2 separate regions of the Homo sapiens genome follow, and region 1 is linked to region 2. A link is an interaction called in ENCODE POLR2A ChIA-PET data of the cell type or tissue named here. Cell type or tissue: Panc1. All regions are shown on one strand. Each heading gives the region's core, and the rest is flanking DNA. Links, peaks and the distances in the headings are about the cores only.

What was found. Peaks named below come from ENCODE experiments on the same cell type or tissue, not always from the same donor. Only the 100,000 strongest peaks of a DNase experiment are listed, where the experiment ranks them.
Region 1: POLR2A ChIA-PET joins it to region 2 with 5 read pairs; 5 of 35 experiments call an interaction of 5 or more read pairs at or near these places.

What each region holds. Positions count from the first base shown.
Region 1 is chr3:185,852,860-185,857,910 of GRCh38, forward strand. No RefSeq gene overlaps it. Among named protein-coding and RNA genes, the nearest start is that of IGF2BP2, 30 kb to the left of the region's middle. In Panc1, for the core only: no CTCF peak of the experiment used is centred there; no DNase peak of the experiment used is centred there.
Region 2 is chr3:185,727,678-185,732,728 of GRCh38, forward strand. The region is part of intron 2 of IGF2BP2 (insulin like growth factor 2 mRNA binding protein 2); the gene reads right to left. It overlaps IGF2BP2-AS1 (IGF2BP2 antisense RNA 1), which reads left to right. Exons shown (of 8, transcript NR_126326.1): 6 at 782-908; 7 at 1,010-1,193; 8 at 1,996-2,110. Among named protein-coding and RNA genes, the nearest start is that of IGF2BP2-AS1, 17 kb to the left of the region's middle. RefSeq lists enhancers at 74-925, 926-1,777, 4,146-4,645. In Panc1, for the core only: no CTCF peak of the experiment used is centred there; a DNase peak (open chromatin) is centred at 1,884; H3K27ac peaks cover 1,470 bases.

The sequences.
Region 1 (5,051 bases), core at 1,097-3,596, 130 kb after region 2:
TGCCCATCATGAGGCCATAGCAAGGGTATGAATGTAAAGAGTGGAAAATTCTAAACTCGACAAGCTTTGAGGTTGGAGCTAGAAGGCCCCGAGACCCACTGTGGGCACCCTGTGGGAGCTCTGGACAATGATGACTCAGTCTGTGAACTGCACTCCTGGAGCCTAAGCACTGGTTCTACATTTTACTCTCCCCACCTTTTTGTTTTTTTGCAAAAATGAGATTATGTCTCATTTAATCAACTAATTTTGCAGTATACCTGAACTATTTTTCAAATTATTAAATATTCTTCTACAATTTCTTTTCTTTTTTTTTTTCTGAGACAGAGTCTTGCTCTATTGCCCAGGCTGGAGTGCAGTGGTGCAATCTCTGCTCACTGCAGCCTCCACTTCCTGGGTTCAAGCAATTCTCTGCCTCAGCCTCCTGAGTAGCTAGGATTACAGGCGCCTGCCACCATGCCTGGCTAAGTTTTGTATTTTTAGTAGAGATGGGGTTTCACCATGTTAGCCAGGTCGGTCTCGAACTCCTAACCTCGTGATCCACCTGCCTCAGGCTCCCAAAGTTCTGGGATTACAGGTGTGAGCCACTGTGCCCGGCCTACAATTTCATTTTAATGTCTACAAAGCATTCTCTTCTATGGTCCACTGTCCTAGGGCATTTGCTTATTTAGGATGGGAAATCAGATAGAAACACTTTTCTCCCACGTTCTATCCTCCACCTTTTTTTTCTTTTTCTTTCTTTTTTCCTTTTTTTTTTTTTTTTTTGAGACAGAGTCTCACTCTATTGCCCAGGCTGCAGTGCAGTGGCGCAATCTCGGCTCCCTGCAACCTCCATCTCCCAGATTCAAGCAATTCTCCTGCCTCAGCCTCCCGAGTAGCTGGGACCACAGGTGCATGCCACCACACCCAGCTAATTTTTGTATTTGTAGTAGAGAGGGGGTTTCACCATTTTGGCTAGGCTGATCTTGAACTCCTGGCCTCAAGCGATCCACCCGCCTTGGCCTTCCAAAGCTCTGGGTTTACAGGCATGAGCCACTGTGCCCAGCCTGTTTTTTTTATTTGTTTTGTTTTTTGTTTTTATTGGAGACAGAGTCTCACTCTGTAGCACAGGCTGGAATGCACTGGCATGATCTCAGCTCACTGCAACCTCCGCCTCCCAGATTTAAGCAATTCTCATGCCTTAGCCTCCCAAGTAGCTGGAACTACAGGCATGCACCACAACACCCAGCTAATTTTTTGTATTTTAGTAAAGATGGGGTTTCATTATGTTGCCCAGGCTGGTCTCAAACTCCTGAGCTCAGGCAATCCACCCACCTTGGCCTCCCAAAGTTGTAAGATTACAGACATAAGCTACCACTGCACTCAGCCCTTCACCTTTTTTTCTGTTTTTTTGGTTTTTTTTAAATATGAATCTAGGCCAGGTGCGGTGGCTCACGCCTGTAATCCCAGCATTTTGGGAGGCCAAGGCAGGCGGATCACGAGGTCAGGAGATCAAGACCATCCTGGCTAACACAGTGAAACTCCGTCTCTACTAAAAATACAAAAAGAAATTAGCCAGGCATGGTGGCGGGCACCTGTAGTCCCAGCTACTACTCGGGAAGTTGAGGCAGAAGAGTGGGGTGAACCTAGGAGGCGCAGCTTGCAGTGAGCCGAGATCGCACCACTGCACTCCAGCCTGGGCGACAGAGTGAGACTCCATCTCAAAAAAAATAAAATAAAATAAGAATCTATACCCAAAGCAAACATGCTAAATAAAAACATCAGAAAATAAGTTAATTGGAGAGAAAAATCAAAGAGAATAAAATACATGAAACATTTTGATCAAAACAATGAAACAGGCCAGGCACAGAAGCTCACACCTGTAATCCCAACACTTTGGGAGGCCAAGGCAGGTGGCTCACTTGAGGTCAGGAGTTTGAGACCAGCCTGGCCAACATGGTGAAACGCTGTCTCTACTAAAAATACAAAAATTAGCTGGGTATGGTGGTGGGCACCTGTAATCTCAGTTACTTGGGAGGCTGAGGCAGGAGAATCGCTTGAACCTGGGAGGTGGAGGTTGCAGTGAGCCAAGATTGTGCCACTGCACTCCAGCCTGGGCAACAGAGTAAGACTCTGTCTCAAAAAAAAAAAAAAAAAAAAAAAAAAAGCTAGGTGTGGTAGCTCACACCTGTAATCCCAGCACTTTGGGAGGCCAAGATGGGCAGATCACCTGAGGTCGGGAGTTCGAGACCAGCCTGACCAACATGGAGAAACCCCATCTCTACTAAAAATACAAAATTAGCTGGGCATGATGGCACATGCCTATAATCCCAGCTACTCGGGAGGCTGAGGTAGGAGAATTGCTTGAACCCAGGAGGCAGACTTTACGATGAGCTGAGATTGTGCCATTGCACTCCAGGCTGGGCAACAAGAGCGAAACTCTATCTCAAAAAACAAAACAAAAAACAATGAAACAAGAAATAAATAGGCTGGGAATGGTGGCTCATGCATGTAATCCCAGAACTTTGGGAGGCTGAGGCTGGCAGATCACTTGAGGTCAGGAGTTTGAGACCAGCCTGGCCAACATGGTGAAATCTCATCTCTACAAAAAATACAAGGGCCGGGCGTGGTGGCTCACACCTGTAATCCCAGCACTTTGGGAGGGTGAGTCGGGCAGATCACGAGGTCAGGAGATCAAGACCATCCTGGCTAACACAGTGAAACCCTGTCTCTACTAAAAATACAAAAAATTAGCCAGGCGTGGTGGCAGGCACCTGTAGTCCCAGCTACTTGGGGGGCTGAGGCAGGAGAATGGCGTGAACCTGGGAGGCGGAGCTGGCAGTGAGCCAAGATTGTGCCACTGCACTCCAGCCTGGGCAACAGAGCAAGACTCTGTCTCAAAAAGAAAAAAAAAAAATTAGGTGGGCATGGTGGCATGCGCCTATAGTCCCAGCTACTCAGGAGGCTGAGGTAAAAGAATCACTTGAACCTGGGAGGAAGAGTTTGTAGTGAGCCAAGATTGTACCACTGCACTCCAGCCTGGGTGACAGAGTGAGGCTCTGTCTCAAATTAAAAAAAAAAAAGAAAAAAGAAAAGAAAAGGAAAGAAAGAGAGGGAGAGAGAAAGAGAGAGAGAAAGAAAGAGACTTAAAGGACATTCTCTAAATATTAATATTTAATAAGAAATAGCTATGAGCAAGCATACCATGAGACATAAAATTTTATACATTTTAAAATAAATCCAAACCCTGGATATTTATTCCAAGCATATGATTCAAAACAAGAATAAACTACAGAATGTATGGCTAAGTGGCTCCTAGCAGACACAGTTCTTGCACAGATTACTGTAAAACTCCAGACAAAATACAACACAAAACTTTGAAGGCATTTTAGAATAAACAAAAGCAGGCAGATTCTGGAGAGGAGTCAACACTCAAGGAAAAAAAAAAAAAAAGGAACATCACAGGGTAAATTATCCATTTATAGAGCTTTTTTCCTGAAGTCAGACCATAGTCAGCACTGCATGTAGTGACTACAACAGACAAAACACTTGCTGAAAAACCACCAGACAAAATTCAGGGAATCCTCTGGTGCTGGTGAGGGGAAGGTAGAATCCCAGAAAGAAAAGACTCATATTGGAAGGGTAATAAATTTTGTATATAAAGTCTGTCCAAATTTCTGTTCGACCCCTGAACCACATAGGCATGAGACAGATGTGAGCTAAGAACAAGAGAATTTGAGCTGCCATCAAAGATATGGAGTTTACAGTTTAAGTTCAACTCAAATTAGTTCTCTGTTTTTAAATTACCCATGTTCTTTAGAGAATATAAAATAATTCAGAATCTCTACAAGATAGCATTGACAAGGTCTAGGATACAGTCTGAAGACTCAGGAAAATATGACATCAACAGAGACCAATGGTGAGAACACTCAAAACTTAAAATTAGTAGATAGGGATTTAACAGCTATTATAACTATGTTCAAAGAAGTAAAGGAAAATATGCTCACAATAAATGAAAAGATAGGGAACCTTAGGGGGTAAATAGGGACCATATCAAATAACCAAATAGAAATTTTAGAACTGAAATATACAATTTCTGAAATTAAAATCTCACTGGATGATTTTAACAGGAGAATATAGATGACAGAGGAACAACCCAGGAAGCTTGAAAAAATCCAATCTGAATAACAAATGAAAAATATTGAAAAAATAAACAGAGCCCCAGAGACTTGTGGGACAATATAAAATGTCCAATATATCTATTATCAAAGGAAAGACAGAATGAAGCAAAGAGAAAATTTTAGAAAACAGCCAATTTTTTTTTATTTAGTGAAAATTATAAATTTACAGATTAAAGAAAGTCAGTGAAATCCAAGCCAGAAACTCTAAAGAAAATTATGCTTAGAAGCAGCACAGTCAAAATTCTGAAAAAAGATAAAGGGAAAATCATGAAAACATTACATACAGGGGAACAATGATTTAAGTGACTAATTACTTTTAGTAGAAATTTTATGGAGACAGTAAAACAATATGTTTTAAATTCTGAAAAATAAATCATCAACCCAGAATTACATATTCAGCAAAAAATATATTTCAACAATAAAAGTGAAAGAATTACCTTTTCAGATTAAAAAAAAAAAAAGCTAAGGTAATTTGTTTATTAACAAGACTATACTATAAGAAACACTACACTTTGAGAGGCCGAGGCAGGCAGATCACGAAATCAGAAGTTCGAGACCAGCCTGACCAACATGGTGAAACCCTGTCTGTACTCAAAATACAAAAATTGCCTGGGTGTGGTGGCTCATGTCTGTAATCCCAGCTACTCAGGACCTGGGACAAGTTCACTTGAACCCGGGAGGTGGAGGTTGCAGTGAGCTGCGATCGCACCACTGCACTCTAGCCTGGGTGACACAGCGAGACTCTGTCTCAAAAAGAAAAAGAAACACTAAAGGGGCCCATCCCAGTAATCTCAACACTTTGGGAGGCTGAGGCAGGTGGATTGCTTGAACCCAGGAGTTCGAGACCAGCCTGGGCAAAATGGTGAAACCTCATCTCTACAAAAAAATACAAAA
Region 2 (5,051 bases), core at 819-3,318:
ATGACACTGTTTGAATATTATAAATTAGATGGAGTGGAGGATAAACAAAGTTGGCACAGGGAAGGCAAGAGGCATTTACTGAATGTCTATCATATGCCCTCTCAATATTTAGAATCCCCTCATGAGATACTGGCAGCCCATTTTACACAGACTAAACAGAGACTTAGAAAGGATAAATCTTTTACCCAAGGCCATGCAGCTAGTCTATGATGGAGCCAGGATTCCAGCCCTGACATGCCTCATTCCAGAGCTCTTGTTCTTTTCTGTATACTGCACTACCTACATCTCAACAGTCGTGAGTTCAACATTAATCAGGTCTGAACTAATGAGATTTACTATAATGCCCCGGAGATGACTGTACCCTACAGCTGGAGAATGCATAGGGAGGGGCACTTCCGTTACGTATACCTGAACTATGTTTGCGATTCACACAAAATAAAGAATTGACCAGGACCAACCCCAGCCTATGAGAGGCAAAGTTACTGCTGCCCGCTTTACCCCACCCTAGAGCGCCCTCTGATCCACACTCTCACACTGCCTTCCAGCTTTCCCACGGCGCCAGACCCTTGCTGCTCCTGGGCCCCTTCCCCTTGCTCCCTTCATCAGGCGCTCTCCGCTCCTCCAGCCCATCAGCGCCTTGACTCGGGTGGCAAGAGTTGGTAGGTTAACCAGATTCACCAATCCCTGTTAAGTCGCTCACTCACATGTTACCCTTCTAGGATATGGGCTTTTTGTGTTTTTGTTTTTTAACTCAGTTAACATGTACTTTACCACCATAAAGGTAAAATGACAATGGTGGACGTCTCATTCATCCTGGAAGACTGACAGAGGAGACAGCTTCAAGGCAAGCAGGGCTTTGGCCATTTCCCCAGCCCATCAACCAGCCAATCACAAAATCAAAAAACTAGGTGAGTCTTATAATTTTCAAAATACTAATTAATATTTATGGTTTAACTATTGAACAGATTTGCTTAGTGAGGTAGGTACTATTATGACATCCATTTTACAGAGAGTACACAGTCACGAAAAGGTCCAATAACCTCCCAAAGGCTCACAGCTCATAAGCAGCAGGAGCAGGATTCAAACGCAGGCAATCAAAACCCCGAGTCATGCTCTTAACCACTACGCCACGAGTTCTCAAAGCGTGACCTGCACACCCTTGGAATCCTCAAGACCCTTTCAGGGGTTATTAGGTAAAACCCATTTTCCTAATCATACCAAGATGTTATTTGCCTTGTTTATCGTGTTAGTATTTTCACTCATGGTGCAAAAGCAATGGCGGGTAAAACTGCCAGTGCCTGAGGCTGCATGAAGGCAGTGGCTCCACACTGCACCAAGTCGTACGCTCACTGTTGTGTACTCTTAGTGGAGGAGGGAAAGCCAGCTTCACTTAAAACTGTCCTTGACAAAGCAGTAAAGATTACTGCTTTTTTTTTTTCCACAAAAATTTTGACCCTGGAATGCAGATCTTTTAAAATATTTGGTGTGACAAAATGGAAAGTATGCAGAAAACACTATTGCTGCATCCTGAAGTAAGATGTCTCAGGAAAGGCAACTGTGTGATCATTTGAATTGGGAGCTGAAATGGCCACTTTCTTCCTGGGTATGTCATTTGTACTTGACAGAACAGACAGACAGTGATGACCATTCAGATCTGGGTAGCTCTCACACATTTTTCTTGAAATGAATAAAGTCCGCCTGTCACTGCAAATAAAACAACTCACAGTATTTGTTGCCAATGATAAAATTTGACCTCTTAAGAACTAGAATTTTGGAATACTTTTATTTACTATTATGAGCTTGCAGCTTCCCAATACTCGTCATGATAGTGATGAATGTAATTTTTTGGTATTGTATGGTGCAACATCAACATCCGGAAGATCTGAATAACCCAGTGACTCAATATTTTCCAAATGACTAATGTATAATGCTACAAAACCCTGCATTAGTAAAAAATTTTAATGTAACAGAATATTAACGTTCATATGCTTTCAGATACTACATGGCAACTAACCTTTAAGAAACTACTGCTTGTCAAATTTTGTTGTAGTATCAAAGAAGAATATCCATAATTATCTGAAAAGGCTATTAAAATACTCTTTGCCAATTACATATCTGGATGAACCCAGATTTCCTTCATATTTTTCAACCAAAATAATGTATTGCATCAGATTGAGTGCAGAGGCAGACATGCGAATATATGTATCTTCTCTTAAGCAAGGCATCAGAGAGATTTGTAAAAACAAAAAGGTAAAACAATGTATCCATTCTCGCTAAGATTTTTAGACTTTAGAAAAAATATTGTTTTGGTTTTCATGTCTCCAGGGGTATGTGTGCAGGTTTGTTACGTGGATATACTGCATAATGAAGTTTGGGTTTCTACTGAACCCATCACTCAAATAGTGAACACTGTACACAATAGTTAATTTTTAGCCCTCACCCCACTCCCACCCTTTCCCCTTTGTGTTCCCAGTGTCTGCTATTTTCATCTTTATGTCTATGTGTAGCCACTGCTTAGCTCCCACTATGAGTGAGAACATGCAGTATTTGAGTTATTTCACATAAGATAATGTGAAATACAAATGGTGCTGCAAGAGAAATAATTTCATTCCTTTGTATGGCTGCATAGTATTCCGTGGTATATTTATACCACCTTTTCTTTATCCAATCATCAGTTGATGGGCACCCAGGTTGATTCCACGACTTTGCTATGGTGAACGGTACGATGATAAACATACAAGCGCAGGTGTCTTTTTTTTTTTTTTTTTTTTTTTGAGACGGAGTTTGACTCTTGTTTCCCAGGCTGGAGTGCAATGGCACAGTCTCGGCTCACCACAACCTCCACCTCCAGGGTTCAAACAGTTCTCATACCTCAGCCTCCTGAGTAGCTGGGATTACAAGCATGCGCCACCACGCCCGGCTAATTTTGTATTTTTAGTAGAGACCGGGTTTCTCCATGTTGGTCAGGCTCGTCTCGAGCTCCCGACCTCAGGTGATCTGCCCACCTTGGCTTCCCAAGACACCAGCCCAGGTGTCTTTTTTATACAATGGTTCCCTTTGGGTAGATGCCCAGGAGTGAGATGATGGTAGTTCTATTTTTAGTTCTTCAAGAAATCTCCGTACTGTTTTCCATAGAGGTTGTACTAATTTACACTTACACTAACAGGGTATAAGGATTCCTTTTTCTCTGCATCCACCCCAACATCTGTTGTTTTTTTTGAGTTTTTAATAATAGCCATTCTGACTGGTATAAGATAATACCTCAATGTGGTTTTAATTCACATTTCTCTGATGGTTAGTAATGTTTAGTATTCAGAAAATATAGTTATTTTAAATAAACTGATGTTTACATTAAAATGTAATTTTTTAAAAAAATGAATGAATAAATACTTTAAAACTTCCTCGGTTTTAACTCCAGATGTGGTAAATATCAAAAGCTCTTTGGATTCCTCAGTAATTTTTAAGAGTATAAAGGGATACAGAGACCAAAATTTGAAAATCACTGCTGTACAGAATGGAACCTAGAAGGAGAGAAGACAAAGAGCAGGCTGTGTAGCTGCATCACTTTCTTTTTTTTTTTTTTTTTTGAGATGGAGTCTTGCTGTATTACCCAGGCTGGAGCGCAATGGTGCAATCTTGGTTCACTGCGGCCTCCGCCTCCTGGGTTCCAGTGATTCTCCCGCCTCAGCCTCCCTAGTAGCTGGGATTACAGGCATGTGCCACCACTCCAGCTAATTTTTGTATTTTTAATAGAGACTAGAGATGAGGTTTCACCATGTTGGCCAGGCTGGTCTTGAACTCCTGACCTCAGGTGATCCGCTCACCTCAGCCTCCCAAAGTGCTAAGATAACAGGCGTGAGCCGCTGCACCAGGTCTGCATCACTTTCTAGGTGACGGAGGGGAGCCATGCCTAGTCACTATGAATTTTACAGACTTCTCGGCAAGTAAGTTTCAAGGACCCAATTTCTTATCGGTCTTTAAGGCTTAATGACAATAAATTTTAAAGATCAGTCTTGGCCAGGCGCAGTGGCTCATGCCTGTAATCCCAGCACTTTGGGAGGCCGAGGCGGGCGGATCACGAGGTCAGGAGATTTGAGACCATCCTGGCTAACATGGTGAAACCCCATCTCTACTAAAATACACACAAAAAAATAATTAGCCGGGCGTCGGGGCGGGTGCCTGTAGTCCCAGCTACTCAGGAGGCTGAGGCAGGAGAATGGCGTGAATCCGGGAGGCAGAGTTTGCAGTGAGCTGAGATCATGCCACTGCACTCCAGCCTGGGCGACAGAGCGAGACTCCGTCTCAAAAAAAAAAAAGATCATTCCGGACTTCTTGTGGTTTCCGGAGCACGTTCAGCTCCTGCCTCTAGTCTTGTGCACTCGTTGTTCTCTCTGGTCCATCTGGGAAACTCCAACCCTCCTTCAAAACATATAGTGCCAGCCTCTCCTCTCTGCCCCCGGGAACCCTGTATATCCCTTTTCTATACACTAAGCACATGGCTCTGATGTTTGTTTATGTGGCTTTTTCTCTATTGGGAGTGTGAGGCCTTGAAAGCTAGAATTTTTTCTTAATCCTGGTACCTTCCTCAGTACTTGGCATGCAGAGCGAAACTCAGAAAAGATCTGTTGGATTAATAAAACCAAGCAACTCCCTAACATGCACCAACCAATCTTTCAGCAGCAATGTGGCTTCTCCAGGGAAGACTATGTTGACCAGCTGGGAGAAACAGTACAGGATTTTTAGTATTTCTCAGTATGATAAACAACTGACATTTTGACTCACTAGCAAGTCTTGATATAGTTAAGACTGGTGTGAAACCTGAAACTGTAAAACTGAGATCCAAATCTGGGACTTCAAAACCCTCTAAGGCAAGCACCCCTTGCCCAGCCCCCAACATACTACAAGGACCCTCCCTAGGGAGACGGCTGGCCTCCTTCTGCAAGACCCATGTCTCAAGCTCTCTAAAATCAAAACAATGCTTTTAAGCAACCAGGTTGGAAAGAGAAATTTTTAATAAAATGAAGAGTATATGAAGACAATTATAAAGTCAC